2 separate regions of the Homo sapiens genome follow, and region 2 is linked to region 1. Evidence: chromatin contacts called from ENCODE Hi-C or POLR2A ChIA-PET data. All regions are on one chromosome and are shown on one strand. The core of a region is the stretch at or near the end of the contact, and the rest is flanking DNA. Distances in the headings are between cores, read along the strand shown. Region 1 holds the start of LINC02324 (long intergenic non-protein coding RNA 2324). Region 2 has its middle 41 kb from the start of LINC02324.

What was found. A loop is a pair of places that touch in the nucleus more often than their neighbours do. ChIA-PET counts read pairs that join two places held with the same protein, here RNA polymerase II (POLR2A). Pooled maps may share reads with other maps.
Region 2: a map of CD14-positive monocyte shows a loop between it and region 1 (2.4-fold over the local background). The contact joins the enhancer-like site here to the promoter of LINC02324 in region 1. A Hi-C loop is called at or near these places in 10 of 168 maps with a recorded cell type or tissue (B cell, CD14-positive monocyte, CD4-positive, alpha-beta memory T cell and 6 more), 24 of 37 single-sample maps with no recorded cell type and 18 of 50 pooled maps. POLR2A ChIA-PET finds 5 or more read pairs at or near these places in 7 of 52 experiments (GM12878, HEK293, HEK293T and 4 more).

Annotation. Positions count from the first base shown.
Region 1 is chr14:65,216,938-65,223,774 of GRCh38, forward strand. LINC02324 (long intergenic non-protein coding RNA 2324) reads right to left here and starts at 5,410. Exons shown (of 4, transcript NR_103769.1): 1 at 5,282-5,410; 2 at 1,570-1,758; 3 at 764-853. RefSeq lists an enhancer at 5,743-5,882.
Region 2 is chr14:65,177,604-65,185,208 of GRCh38, forward strand. No RefSeq gene overlaps it. Among named protein-coding and RNA genes, the nearest start is that of LINC02324, 41 kb to the right of the region's middle. RefSeq lists enhancers at 2,176-2,375, 2,446-2,535. Within about 2 kb of position 2,413, at least 12 of the 41 ENCODE cell types and tissues checked have a DNase peak (open chromatin) inside an H3K27ac peak, as active enhancers do; they include B cell, GM12878, PC-3 and 1 more, where a contact is called at or near this core.

The DNA.
Region 1 (6,837 bases), core at 4,160-6,659:
GAACCCAGGCACCCTGTGGGGTCCTGCCCCGACTCTGTGAACCTCCCAGGACGGTGCCAGTGGGTAGGCTGGGCATCAGTGGATGACAAAAGGGAAGCAGCTTCCACTGCTTCAGGTCCAGACTTTGATCAATTTCCAGCCTCTTCAGGCTGTTCCCAAAGAGGTGGCCACCCTAATGCCAATAAGTCTTAATAAGTTTCCACTTAAGTGATCAGAGTACCAGTGAAACATGACAGCTGAGACTAATTGGAGTCTGTGTGGGAGGAGGGAGGATGACACCCCTTCTTGATCTTCTTGTGGCTTTCCTTCAGGGGTGGGGGCCCCCCCAAATCCCTTTTTGTTTCCTTGGTTTTCAACAATTGCCTATCTGGGAAGCAGATTATTGGAATCATTTCTGTACCTCCCACTGCCCCTGTTTTGATCTGTAACCCACAGGGTTAGGCTTAGGAAGGGAAATTAGCAAGAGATATATCTCAGGATGATTAGAGAGAGGCTCGGCCCATCAGGAGAGATGACAACAGAATGAGGAATGCCTACATCCAGAATATACCATCTTAAACATCATGCACGGACAGGCATACACAGGCCAAGGACAGCCAGTCATATTAGGAATGATAAGAGTGAGGCACGGCCCTAAGTCCCCATTTAGGGGACTTCATGGAAAGGCATTTTGGCCCAGATGTCATGGAAATTGCTCTAAACACAGGGTGATTATCTCCTCAAGCCCATGAGATCCTCTTTGAATTACATGTGTAGCCCTTACCTAGAACCTGAAGGGCAGGAGTTGGAGGCCCAGGAGCCCAGTGAGGAGGTGAACAAGGGTGTTCCACTGCGCAGCCAGTTAGTTTAGAACCTGCAGGGCAGAGGTAAATTATTTCTGACCTTTATGGGGCCTCCACTTATAATGGGGCCTCCCCTAAAGTCACCATTGGAGAACCAGCAGGGATTTAATGAGGAGAGAAAACAGCTTTGAGCCTTGGACTTGAAGTACCCTACAGAATAAATAGGTTGGCTGGGCACAGTGCCTCAGGCCTGTAATCCCAGCACTTTGGGAGGCTGAGGCGGGTAGATCACCTGAAGTCAGGAGTTCAAGACCAACCTGGCCAGCATGGTGAAACCCCGTCTCTACTAAAAATACAAAAATTAGCCAGATGTGATGGCGGGCACCTGTAATCCCAGCTACTCAGGAGGCTGAGGCAGGAGAATCACTTGAACCCAGGAGGCAGAGGTTGCAGTGAGCTGAGATTGCACCACTGCACTCCAGCCTAGGTAACAGAGCAAGACTCTATCTCAAAAAAAAAAAAAAAAAAAAAAAGAGAGAGAGAATAAATAGGTTGAAGAAACTCAGACCAAAGACAATTCTTTGGGGATTCAACAAAGGCATATCTAATAGTGCTGGCTCCACACAGCAACAGTTTCACAAAGGGACACCTAACCTTTTGTGATACTGTGAGATGAAAAATAAGCCACTCTCCAGTGCAATACCGGGGCACCTTGAGTGATATTTACAAGCACCTTCAGAGCTGGGAAAAGGAGCAAACGTTCCTCACTTACCCTCCAGCTAGTTACCTTTTGCTTTTTCCTGAGCTGACAAAAGTTTCAGGGTTAATAAGCACTCAGAATGGAGGCAAATGGAACTTCCAGAAGCAGTATTTCTGCAGGTTGGTTGGGATTAGCCATGGTATCTCAGAGGTCAAGAAATACACGGATCATGTCCATTTCTCAAGGCTCCTTGTATTTTTTTTTTTTAAAGGAGAACTATCAAAAGAGAATTGTAAAAATTGTGATTTTTGGAAACTTTACATTTCATAAATTGATACATTTGAACAGCAAAGGCACTGAGTTATTTTGCAAGACAATTATAGAACTTTTGAAAATATTTATTTATAAGGGACCACACGCAGTTTGATCTGAGGATGAGGACACAAGTTTGAGCTGTTTGAAGAACATCTTTCAATGTTGTTGTTATTGTGGCTCTGAGACTTCTACGTATAACTTCATTTGGAGATGAGTCAAAATCTTAAATTTGAGGCCTTTACCTGGCCTGGGATAAATGGGATGAATTGCTTCCCTAACCCTTCATTTCTCTCCCACCACGATAGCCCCCAGTTTAGCAGAAGTAAACAGTTTATACAAATGCAGCATTTGATAAAGATTCAGAAGTCTTAGATAATATTTAAAAAAGATTCCTTTGTTGAATTAGATAAATTGTATTTATTTATTTTTATTTTTGTCTCCCAACCCCAGCTCCCACCACCCCTTCCTCCTTCTGGCTCTATTTTTTTTTTTTATTTTTCATTTTTGAGACAGGGTCTTGCTCTGTCGCCCAGGCTGGAGGGCAGTGGTGCGATCTCAGTTCACTGCAACCTCTGCCTCCCAGGCTCAAACAGTCCTCCCACCTCAGCCTCCCAAGTAGCTAGGACCACAGGCATGTGCCACCACACCTGGCTAGTTTTTGTATCTTTTGTGGAGACAGGGTTTCACCATGTTGCCCAGGCTGGTTTCAAATTCCTGAGCTCAAGTGATCCACCTCCCTTGGCCTCCCAAAGTGCTGGGATTACAGGCTGAGTGACTATGCCTGGCCTTATTTTTATTTATTTATTTATTTATTTATTTATTTATTTATTTATTTAGAGACAGGGTCTAGCTCTGTTGCCCAGGCTGAAGTGCAATGGAATGATCTTGGCTCACTGCAACCTTTACCTTTCGGGCTCAAGCAATCCGACCACCTCAGACTCCTGAGTAGCTGAAACTACCGGAGTGTGCCACCACGTTCAGCTAACTTCAATTTTTTGTAGAAATGAGGTCTCACTATCTTACCCAGGCTGCTCTCCAACTCCTGGGCTCAAGTGATCCTCCTGCCTCAGCCTCCCGAAGTGCTAGGATTATACTGTGAGCCACTGGGTGAACCACTGGGCGAGCCACTGGGCCTGGCCTGAGAAATTTTAAAGAAGGAATTATTATGGCTTCTGGGATAGTATTTTGGGGGTCCTTTTTACCTCTAAGGCCCAAATATCAAGCATTGAGAATGAGATTCAGTTACACACCCGTGTTTCCGCAGAAAGCCTAAAAAGACTTCGAGATGAAATGCCAAGCAGAGGGAAATTGTCATTCCTAAGCTTATATGTAGGCGACACCACCGTGAATCACTTCAGAGCTTGGGTCTCCGTGTCTCTTATTCCAGCTGCGCCCAGTTCTGTGGGGCACCTACCAGTTCCCACAAGTGCAGTTGACCACGAACCATCTCAGGCCCACTCTTCCCTTGCTTTCTACCTTTGAGTCTCTGAGTGACAATGCAAGTGGGACCATCACGGTAGCCTGCTTCGTACTCACACTTGGGGGAGAGAGACACCCATGGAGAGAGCCTTTGGTGTGCGGTGTGTGAAGCAAGGGAGAAATGCTAGTCCCTCTCTTTGCTCTCTGGTTGGCACTGAGGCACCTTTTGAGCTCCTCCACGGGCCCCTGAGATTGGACCAGCAGGAGCCTGCGGACGAGGCTGCCTCAACACCACAGCTCTGTATTGGTTCTTTTTTCTTCTCTTTGCCTCTCCACTCTCTCACTTCTGCTCCTTCAGTCACATTGCTCAGGAAAGAGTTTGCAATTTAGGCCTGTTTTAGGCTTTGCTTTCTGGAAAACCCAGAACACTTTTCATACCAACTGGTGGTGTATTTGATCTTCCTTTTACTGTTTTCTTGCAACTGAGTTTTTTGAGCCCAAATGCAAGATTTGACATTGAGATTTGTTACATGCCATCAATGCAATTTTTTTTTTAAATTCTGATTTTGCCATTTAACAGTGCGAGCTGTCCTTCCTAGCCTTGAGTTATCTACAAATTTGCTCATAAAATTTATTGACTGTTAAAATCTATTACTGGTCAACCTCTGTAACCCCATCTCATGCTTCACCCTCCTTGCTAACTACCCTCCAGCAGCCCCACCTCCAATCAGGTGCGCAAATGGGCCAAGCTCTTCCTGCCCAGGGTCTTGTACTTGTTATTCTTTCTGCTTGAAATCCTCTTTCCTCGGGCTCTGCACATGGACATCTCCTTGTTATACTTTAAAACTCAGTCTAAATGACACTTCTCGAAGAGGATTTCCATGTCTATTGTGTTTCTGTCATAGCACATACCCCAAGCCATGAGTACTATGCCTCATTTATTAGTTTGTTTTTTTGTTTGTTTGTTTGAGATGGAGTCTTGCTCTGTCACCCAGGCTGGAGGGCAGTGGCGCATTCTCAGCTCACTGCAACCTCCGCCTCCCAGGTTGAAGTGATTCTCAGGCCTCAGCCTCCCAAGTAGCTGGAATTACAGGCACACACCACCATGCCCAGCTAATTTTTGTATTTTTAGTAGGGATGGGGTTTCGCCATGTTGGCCAGGCTGGTCTTGAACTCCTGGCCTCAAGCGATCTGCCCACTTTGGCCTCCCAAAGTGCCGAGATTATAGGCATGAGTCACTGCACCCAGCCTAGTTTGCTTTTTATTGTCCATCTTCCTAATTAGGGTGAAATCTACAAGAAGGCAGGGCTACTGTCCATTTTCTTCACTGCTGGATCTCCGGCACATAGCCCTGGTTCTGACACCTGCCAGGGGCTTGATAAATATTTGCATCACCCACTCCACTTGTGCACTAGATGCCACCTCCCCTCACCTCCTCGAGGCATCTCTCCACCGGTCCCTCCTCTCTTGTGCATCATCATTTCTCCCACTTTCCTGGATCATTCCCCTCTGCAGACAAATGTGCTGTAATTTCTCCTATCTTAAAAAACAAAACAGATAGACAAAAAATCTTCTCTTGGCCCACATCCTCTTTCAGCCAACACGCTGCACATTTTATTTATTGCCTATCTCCTCCACTAGGGAAGAAGCTCCATGAGGGAATGGCTTGTGTCTGTTTTGCTTATTGCTGTATCCCTAGTACTTCAAAAGTGCCTGGTGCATAACAATTTTTGAGTTGATTGAATAAATCCTTTTGTGGAATAAATGAATAAAACAGTAAAGCCTTTTTCAATCAATAGAGAGAAAAATCAGTCTTATATCTTGAGCAATGTCTAAATAACTTAAAAGATCAAGATGGAGGCTGGGCACAGTGGCTCACGCCTGTAATCCCAGCACTTTGGGAGGCCGAGACGGGAAGATTGCTTGAGCTCAGGAGTTTGAGACCAGCCTGGACAACATAGTGACCCTGTATCTACAAAAAATAATTAATAAGAAAAGATCAACATGGAACCAAAAAACAAATATACATAGGACAGCTCTATAAAGATATGTAGCAGGTACTTACTGTGTATGTGTATTTTCCATTCTCTGCCTTCTAATATGAAAAGGTTGACAGGATAGTTTGAGGGAGAAAGGAAAATTTGCCATAGATTCCTCAGCATCAGGATAACCTCATTGCCTTAGGGCAAAAAATGAAGCCCAGAGGTAGTGACTTTTCCCAAACTCAGTGTCCTCCCTTCTAAGGGCTTAGGGCATAATCTTCCACAAAACACATCCGGATTGCTAACTCACAGTAAAGGAAAAGTTCTTACGTTTACATAGAACCCAGATGCCAGGAATTTTCTAGAAAATGGACGTGCAGTAATAGTGCCGGCCAGGAGATGGCGACGCGCCTTTCTGTCCAGGAGGACTACACTCTACGTGGCACTGAAGGACTGGGAGAGAAGGTTGGGGCCTCCTGGGGCCAGCCAGGGGCCTCTGGGGGAGGATGGCCTAGAAAACAGGGCTCTGCTTCAGAAGGCTCATTCTTGTTGGCGGGGCCCCCATGAGTAAAATAGTTGTTGTTGAATATGACACATTGTTAAGGCCTCAGATGCAAGAGCAATTACAAGTCCAGGGTGGTTGGCAGGTCTACAGTCAGGATATTTAACTCAAATTCAGGGAGTCTGAAAATCTAGGACAGCTCCTTGGCAACCCCGGACTGACAGATCTTTTGTTCGACTTTTCCTAGGTTTAGGCAACAGCCTCTGAGAGCCCACTAGATTTCCTCCAACATGGAGACTCAACCTAGCCAACATTCTACCACAAGAATCAGTACCTGGGCTTTGGGGTCCACCAACGCTTAAAATTGAGTAACTGAGTGCAAGGGTTGCAGGTAGGCAATGTGCCGATAGACATTTACATTTCCTAGAGAGAAAGTCCTTTGTTCCATCTCTTTCTCCAAGGGCTCTGTGATTCAAAAACCGGGACAGGCACAGTGGCTCACGCCTGTAATCCTAGCACTTTGGGTGGCTGAGGTAGGAGGGTCACTTAAGCTCAGGAGATTGAGACCAGCCTGGGCAACACGGCAAAAACTTGTCCCTGCAAAAAATACAAAAATTAGCTGAGCTTGGTGGCACATGCCTGTAGTCTCAGCTACTTGGGAGGCTGAGGTGAAAGGACTGCTTGAGTCTGCAGTGAGCAGGGTTGACAACACTGCACTACAGCCTGGGCAACAAAGTGAGACCCTATCCCGAAATAAATGAATACATAAGTAAATAAATAAATAAATAATTTAAAAAAAACGTTAAGCAACTACTCCAGTCTTTCCTCGCTAGAGGCCTCACTAATTCTTTACCCCAGCAAGTCCTCTGGGATACTGTAATTCTCCATTTTTTTTTTCATTGAGATGTGTCTCACTCAGGGGACAGAAAACACCATCTGTTATTTGAACAGAGAAGGTAATGTAAGAATTACTGGGGCCGAGCACAGTGGTTCACACCTCTAATTCCAGCACTTTGGGTGACCGATGAGAGAGGATCACTAGAGTCCTGGAGTTTGAGACCAGCCTGGAAAACATAGTGAGATTTCATCTCTACAAATAATAAAAAATTAGTAGGGTGTGGTGGTGTGTGTCTGTAG
Region 2 (7,605 bases), core at 1,163-3,662, 42 kb before region 1:
AGAGAGGGACCAAGTGGAGAAGTGCTGAGGTGCCAGACACGTAAGTGAAATTTTCTTAGACCTTTCTGTCTAGCCACTAGGTAAATGAAGCCTAGTAAATGACCTCAGCCAGTGGCATGAGGAACAGAATAACCACCCAACAAAGCTCTGTCCAAATTGCTGACTCAGAGAAACATAAGCAAATATGATGATTGGTTTAAGCCAGTACGTTTTGGGGCAATTTGTTAACTAGTATAACAGAAACATATCGAATCAAAGTTGATGGAATTAGTGACCCACACACCCACCCCCATTACACAGCAACAACAGGATCCAGATGGATAAAGCTTCTTTATAGTCATTCAAATAGCAAAAACCTTACTGAGCTGAGAGCAGAGCCCAGAAAAATCCCCAAATTCCAGGTGTGGTCTACATGATATTAAATGGAGATATTTTTCTGAAAGCAACTATTTTCCCTCATACCGCTTTTCTGTAGTATGTTGCATTTTTCTTTTTTATTTATTTAATTTTTTGTTTTGTTTTGAGATAGGGTCCCACTCTGTGCCACAGGCTGGAATGCAGTGGCGTAATCTGGGCTCACTGCAGCCTCAACCTCCTGGGCTCGAGCCATCCTCTGTGTCAGCCTCCCTAGTAGCTGGAACCACAGATGTGTGCCACCATGCCTGGTGAATTTTTCTATTTTTTGTAGAGACAAGGTTTTGCCATGTTGCCCAGGATGGTCTCAAACTCCTGGGCTCGAGTGATCTACCCACCTCTGCCTCCCAAAGTGCTAGGATTACAGGCGTGAGCCACCTCACCTGGTAGCTGTGTCTTTCCCACACTGGCCATTATACCTCCCTACTGTAACCCCATTCATTTATTTTATTTTTAAAACAGTCCACAGAATATCATAATAGTAACATGTGTAAACAATGTAGCTACCCGATAGTAGAAAAAAGGATAAATAATTTATAGTACATCCACTAAAAAAATCACCAACTTGAATCTCTTAAATTTAATGCTACAGAAGGGTATCTATGGGCATTGAGAGATATTCTTCTCAGGGAACCTGCCCCGATAGTCACTTAGGTTCTTTTCTATTTTCCCTAAGCGTCGGCCGGCTTGAGAAATAAAGGGACAGAGTACAAAAGAGAGAAATTTTAAAGCTGGGCATCCGGGGGAGACATCACATGTCGGTAGTTTCCGTGATGCCCCACAAGCCACAAAAACCAGCAAGTTTTTATTAGGGATTTTCAAAAGGAGAGGGAGTGTGCGAATAGGTGTGGGTCACAGACATCAAGTACTTCACAAGGTAATAGAATATCACAAGGCAAATGGAGGCAGGGCAAGATCACAGGACCACAGGACGGGGCAAAATTAAAATTGCTAATGAAGCTTCGGGCACCACTGTCATTGATAACATCTTATCAGGGGACAGGGTTTTGAGAGCAACCGGTCTGACTAAAATTTATTAGGTGGGAATTTCTTCTTCCTAATAAGCCTGGGAGCGCTGTGGGAGACTGGGGTCTATTTCACCCCTACAGCCTTGACCATAGAAGACGGGCACACCTAGGGGGGCTGTCTATAGGCCTATACCCCCAGGTGCGTATTCTCTTTCCCAGGGATGTTCCTTGCTGAGAAAAAGAATTCAGTGATATTTCTCCCATTTGCTTTTGAAAGAAGAGAAATATGGCTCTGTTCCGCCCGGCTCACCAGCGGTCAGAGTTTAAGTTTATCTCTCTTATTCCCTGAACAGTTGCTGTTATCCTGCTCTTTTTTCAAGGTGCCCAGATTTCATATTGTTTAAACACACATGCTCTACAATTTGTGCAGTTAATGCGATTATCACATGGTCCTGAGGCAATATACATCTTCCTCAGCTGACAGGATTCAGAGATTAAAGTAAAGACAGGCATAGGAAATCACAAGGGTATTGATTGGGGAAGTGATAAGTGTCCATGAAATCTTCACAATTTATGTTTAGAGACTGCAGTAAAAACAGGCATAAGAAATTATAAAAGTATTAACTTGGGGAACTAATAAATGTCCATGAAATCTTCACAATCCATGTTCTTCTGCCATGGTGTCAGCCGGTCCCTCTGTTTGGGGTCCCTGACTTCCCACAACATATTTCCAATATATGTCATGGAACAGTGTTATCCCACTTTTAAAAGTCTTATATACAGTATTCGTATATGCCTAGAAGAGGATATGATTTGTAATAAGGTAGAGAAGAATATGGGGACTCTGCATGCTCTTATTTGAGTTTCCTGAAATAAGCATGTCATAACATGCTTTTGTAATATGAAATGGTGAGAAAAGTGCTATTTAGGAGGTAGAAGTAGTGATGGAATGGAGGAAGTCTTCTCCAGGGAAGGGGAATGAGGCTGAAGCGCTGTGACTCAGAGAGAAACACCTGTGGTGTCCGGAGTTCCCCATTTGCTATTTGCCCTCCTGTGCACGGAATCTGTGACAGGCAGCCTGCCAACGACATGACCTCTGTTAATGACAGCTGAAGTCTGGGCTCGTGTAGATTCTTAAGCAGAATAGGAATCAGAGTCAGAACTGTGGTTATTAGATGAGTGGCCTTGTCAGAACTTTATCACCAAGTAGTATTTATTAAGCACTCTCTTGCTTTAATGAGTCAGGAAATAGGGTTCTCGTTCCCTTTATCATTCACAGTTGTGTTTCTCAGCAAGTGCAGGGCTCCCTTCCTAAAATGGCCCAGGACCCTTTCTCCTGAAGCCATATTACTAGGCAGAATGTTCCAGGGATGCAAAGTGTTGAGTCAACTACAGAGTATTAACTGAATGTCTCATTGCTCTCTGGGACTTTTTATTCTGGCTCTCACTTCTTCTCCCTACCTCCTACCAGAAAATACAATAGTCAAATCTGTGTACAGTGAAAATCTGTTGTCCAGTATCTCCTTTTCCCTTCCGTTGGAAACATCACTTTGCTTTCCTTTTGGGGAACCACCTCTCCTCGTTCTGTTCATGTGGTTACAGCTGGAATGAGCTGGAATGATTCATCACCTGGCTCCAGACAGTGGGCATGTGACTCAGGCTTGGCCAACTGGCATATTCCAATCTCCTGGCCTTGGGAGAAAGGGCCACAGACAGGCACATGACCCAAGTCAGGCCATGGAGACTCATTTCTGGGACTCTTGCTGGAGCTGTCGAGAGAATGGTGGACTGTTTCTATCTGGATTGCTAAACTGGTAGTTTGCAAGCCCAGAGCTGCTTGTGGCCATCTTTGCCACTTCATAGGTTAAGCCTGCTTCATAGGTTAAAGTCTGAGCAGGCTTAACCTATGACATGGCAAAGATGGGGGCAGGGAAGCACAAAGAGATGCCTTCTAAGGATTTGGTGTCTTCAGAAGGACACAAAGGAAATACAAAGGAAAGCAGAGCTGAGAGAAAGAGAGAATCAGATTTTTAAATGTCTTTTTTTTTTTTTTGAGCCGGAGTCTCCCTCTGTCGCCCAGGCTGGAGTGCAGTGGTGTGATCTTGGCTCACTGCAAGCTCTGCCTCCTGGGTTCACGCCATTCTCCTGCCTCAGCCTCCCGAGTAGCTGGGACTACAGGCGCGTGCCACCATGCCTGGCTAATTTTATTATTTTTAGTAGAGACGGGGTTTCACCATGTTAGCCAGGATGGTCTCAACCTCCTGACCTCGTGATCCGCCTGCCTCAGCCTCCCAGAGTGCTGGGATTACAGGTGTGAGCCACCGTGCCTGGCCTAAATGTCATCTTTTGAGAACCTGGCTCCAGCCACTCCAGAATTTACTCCTGGATCGTTTAGTTGCATGAGCTAAGAAAATCCATTTTCCCCCCTCTTAAGACAGTTTGAGTTGGATTTCTCTCACAGAAAGGTAGGAGAAGGTGGGACTTGAGTGAAGCCTGTAAGGTTGGGTTTTACTTTTGCTTTATAATGACTTTACAGCTTTTGGAGAAAATTCACCCATAGTCACATTTGAGCCTCACCACAACCTTACAAAGTCAGCAGAGTCTCTATTATCATCTCCATCTTGCAGAAGAGGAAACTGAAGCTCAGAGAAGTTAGATGATGTGTGCAGAGCTGGGGATCAATGGAGCTGGGGCACAAATCCAAGCTCTTTCCACTACACAGAGAAGCTGCTGGAGCTAAATCAGATTTGAGTCAGCACAGAGAAGGCAGAGTGGGATTTTGGGAACATATGCCTCAGTGACAGAGACTATTTCTGCTCTTTTCGCAAGATCACCTAATATAGCGCACTAAATGCACAATAACACAACAATAACTAATATCTACTGTTTGTCTGTGCCCAGCATTGGGTTAAGTAAACACTTTAATGGATTACCCATCTCCTTTCGCTTTTCCCAATATTCATACAAGGAAGGCATTATTATTGTCGCTACCATTTAACGAAGTAAGATGAAATAACTAAAATGCAGAAAAATGAAGCCACTTGCCCTAAGTGACACAATGAGTAAGTGGCTCAGGGGGGATTGGAATCCAGATCTGACCCCAGAGAATTCCCCTCGGCTGTCTTTATCACCAGGCTGTAGCCATGGTAAATGGGATTGTTCTCTTCTTTTTCAGTTTATTGTTAGTGCAGGTCTAACAATAAAATGAATAATAAACAGAAACACTATTGACTTTTGTGTGTCGATTTTGTATCATGTGACTTTACTGTATTCGTGTATTGTAACAGTTTTGGGGTAGAATCGTTAGGGTTTTCTATATATAAGATCATGTCATCAGCAAACAGTAACAATTTAGCTTCTTCCTTTCTAAATGATTTAGTGTCTTTTATTTATTTTTTTCTTGCCTAATTGCTTTGGCAAGGACTTCTAATACTAAGCAGTGAAGGTGTTCAGGAAATGCCACCCCAAAATATGCCTCTGTGGTGCACTGGTGGCTTTGCACTGAGGGCACTTAGGAAACAGCAGATGCTTTCTCTGAGCCCCCTTATCTGCCTAAAGATGAATCCTCTAAAAGGAACTCAATTTGTTATGAATCCCCTCCCTAGAAATCTTATCAATCAGGGAAGATTAACTTGGTTCACAGGAGGTGAGACTGGAGGTTAACACCAACCCAGAGATTGTTACCTCTTCTTCTGAGGGCTGCTCCAGACAATTTTTATTAGCTGAGACTGTTTATCTGGATAAGGCAGCCTTTCTTCACCACAAATTTCCTCCCTTTGCTCTATCGTAATTTGTGTCCCCCGCCTCCCCTGAGAAGCTGGAGCTCCTATTCCTTTCTGTAGCTTAGGATGCTATATAGACTTCAATCGTCTGACCCTTCTTCAAGTCTCTTATTCTGTGGGACACCTTTGCATATGCCCATCATTAAATATGGTTTTTCTCCTGTCAATCTGTCTTATGTCCCTTTAATTTGTAGCCTAGCCAAGGAACTTAGAAGGGTGGAGGTTTTTCACTCCCCTACAGTTGAATAGAAGTGACAAGAGTGCACATCTTTGTCTTGTTCCAGATCTTACAGGAAAGGCTTTCAATTTTTCACTGTTGAGTATAATGATAGCTATGGGTTTAATGTATATTGTGTTGAGGTTCATTCCTTCTATACCTAATTTGTTGAGAGTTTTCATCATGAAAGGATGTTGAATTTTGTCAAATATGTTTTCCACACCTATTGAGATGATCAAATGGTTTTTATCCTTCATTCTGTTAATGCGATATATCACATTTATTGATTTGCATATGTTGAACTATCTTGCATCCCAGGGATAAATCCCACTGATCATGGTGAGTGATTCTTTTAATGTGTGGTTGAATTTGGTTTGCTAGTGTTTGTGTGTGTGTGTGTGTGTGTGTGTTTTGTTTTTGTTTTGTTTTTTGAGACGGAGTCTCGCTTTTTGGCCTAGGCTGGAGTGCAGTGGCATGATCTCAGCTCACTGCAACCTCTGCCTCCCGGGTTTGTGCGATTCTCCTGCCTCAGCATCTCGAGTAGCTGGGATTACAGGTGCCCGCCACCACACCCAGCTAATTTTTTTATTTTTGGTAGAGACGGGATTTTGCCATGTTGGCCTGGCTGGTCTCAAACTCCTGACCTCAAGTGATCCACCTGCCTCAACCTCCCAAAGTGCTGAGATTACAGGTATGAGGCACCATGCCTAGCTGCTAGTGTTCTGTTAAGGGTTTTTGCATCTATATTCATTAAGGATATTGGCCTGTAATTTTCTTGTTATGTCCTTGTCTGGCTTTGATATCAGGGTAATGCTGGCCTCATAAAAAGAGCTTGGAAGTATTTCCTCCTCTTCTAGTTTTTTTGGAAGAGTTTGTGAACTGCACCTTAGCAATAAATATATTGACACTGTCAACAACTCTTGGTTGGCCTTTTGGTCTTTCAGTTGGGGCTGGGAAGATGTGGTTCTAGATTTTTCTTTTTTAATGATACTTCTCCCCTCCTGATTAAGGGTCATGTGTCTCTAAAACTCCACAACGGACACAGTCCCTTCAGGTGCTCCGCCTTCTCAAGCTGGCTCTCCCTAACTGGCCTAGACAGCAGCAAAGTCCCCAGATATTTCCACGTGACTCATGCAACCCCCTTGCTTCCAATGTTTTGCCTCCTGCTGGTGCTCAGAAGCTCAGAGTGGTATTAAAGGGGCAACAGGAAAGTAAAGTCCCAGCAAGAGTGAGAGCCCAAATCCTCAGGAGGTGTCCCTCTGTGGTTCCCTGCCCCCACCCCACTTGCTCCATCTACCCACTGTAGGGAAGCAACTCCAGCTCCTAATGTATTTATTTTATGAAGTGCTGCCCTTGGTGTTAAAATCACCTCAGGGCACAGAGCACACAATTTTAAAACAATTAAAAGATACAAGGCAGAGGCTTGGCAATGACGGGCACTTTTTAAAAATCAGCAATAAAATGCCAGTTTGAGGCTCACCCCAGGGCTCTGAAGATTCTCCAAGAGGGCTCTGTCGATGGGAGGGGCAGGGAGTGAGTTTCCTACAGCCTCTGCCTGAGCTGTTTGCTCACGAAGCTGCCTCTCTACTCACTTTCCTTCACACTCTCCTGTCTGAGTTTTTATGACTCAGCTTGAGGCCAGAATCAACTCATTTATTTTCTTCCTGTACCTGGCTCTTGGGGCTGGTGGGGGTCCGTGGTGTCTGGCAAGGGCAGAGTGGCAGGCCTGCTTTAAGAGCCTGGCGTGGGGGACCAGCATGGCAGCTAGTGCGTCACTGCCTGGGCCTTGCCAGTAGTTAAAAACCAAATAATAATATTGATAATCACAATAATAATAATAATATGGTGAGAGCTAATCTTGACTGAGGCTTCTGTTCTGTGAGGTGGGTATCTTGGCTCATCATTAAGGGTTCTTCAGCTTTTAAAGATGTGTGGTTAGAATCAGAGGGGAAGATACAAGTCCAAAGCAACCATGTTAACCAGATTGGAAGAGAATTTGGGAAAAGAAAAGTACCATGTTGAAGTCATTTTAGCTTGAAGGAAGGTCAAGGCACAGCTGGGGCTCCAGCCACTGGTAACAGAGATACTGCTCATGGCAGATAGGTTTACCTAAAGCACGAGCAATGAACTAAAGCTGGAATGATCCCAGCTATAATTCCCAGCTTCAGTGCCTGCATGACACTTTACTTCCCTGGACTTTATTTATTTATTTTTGAGACAGGGT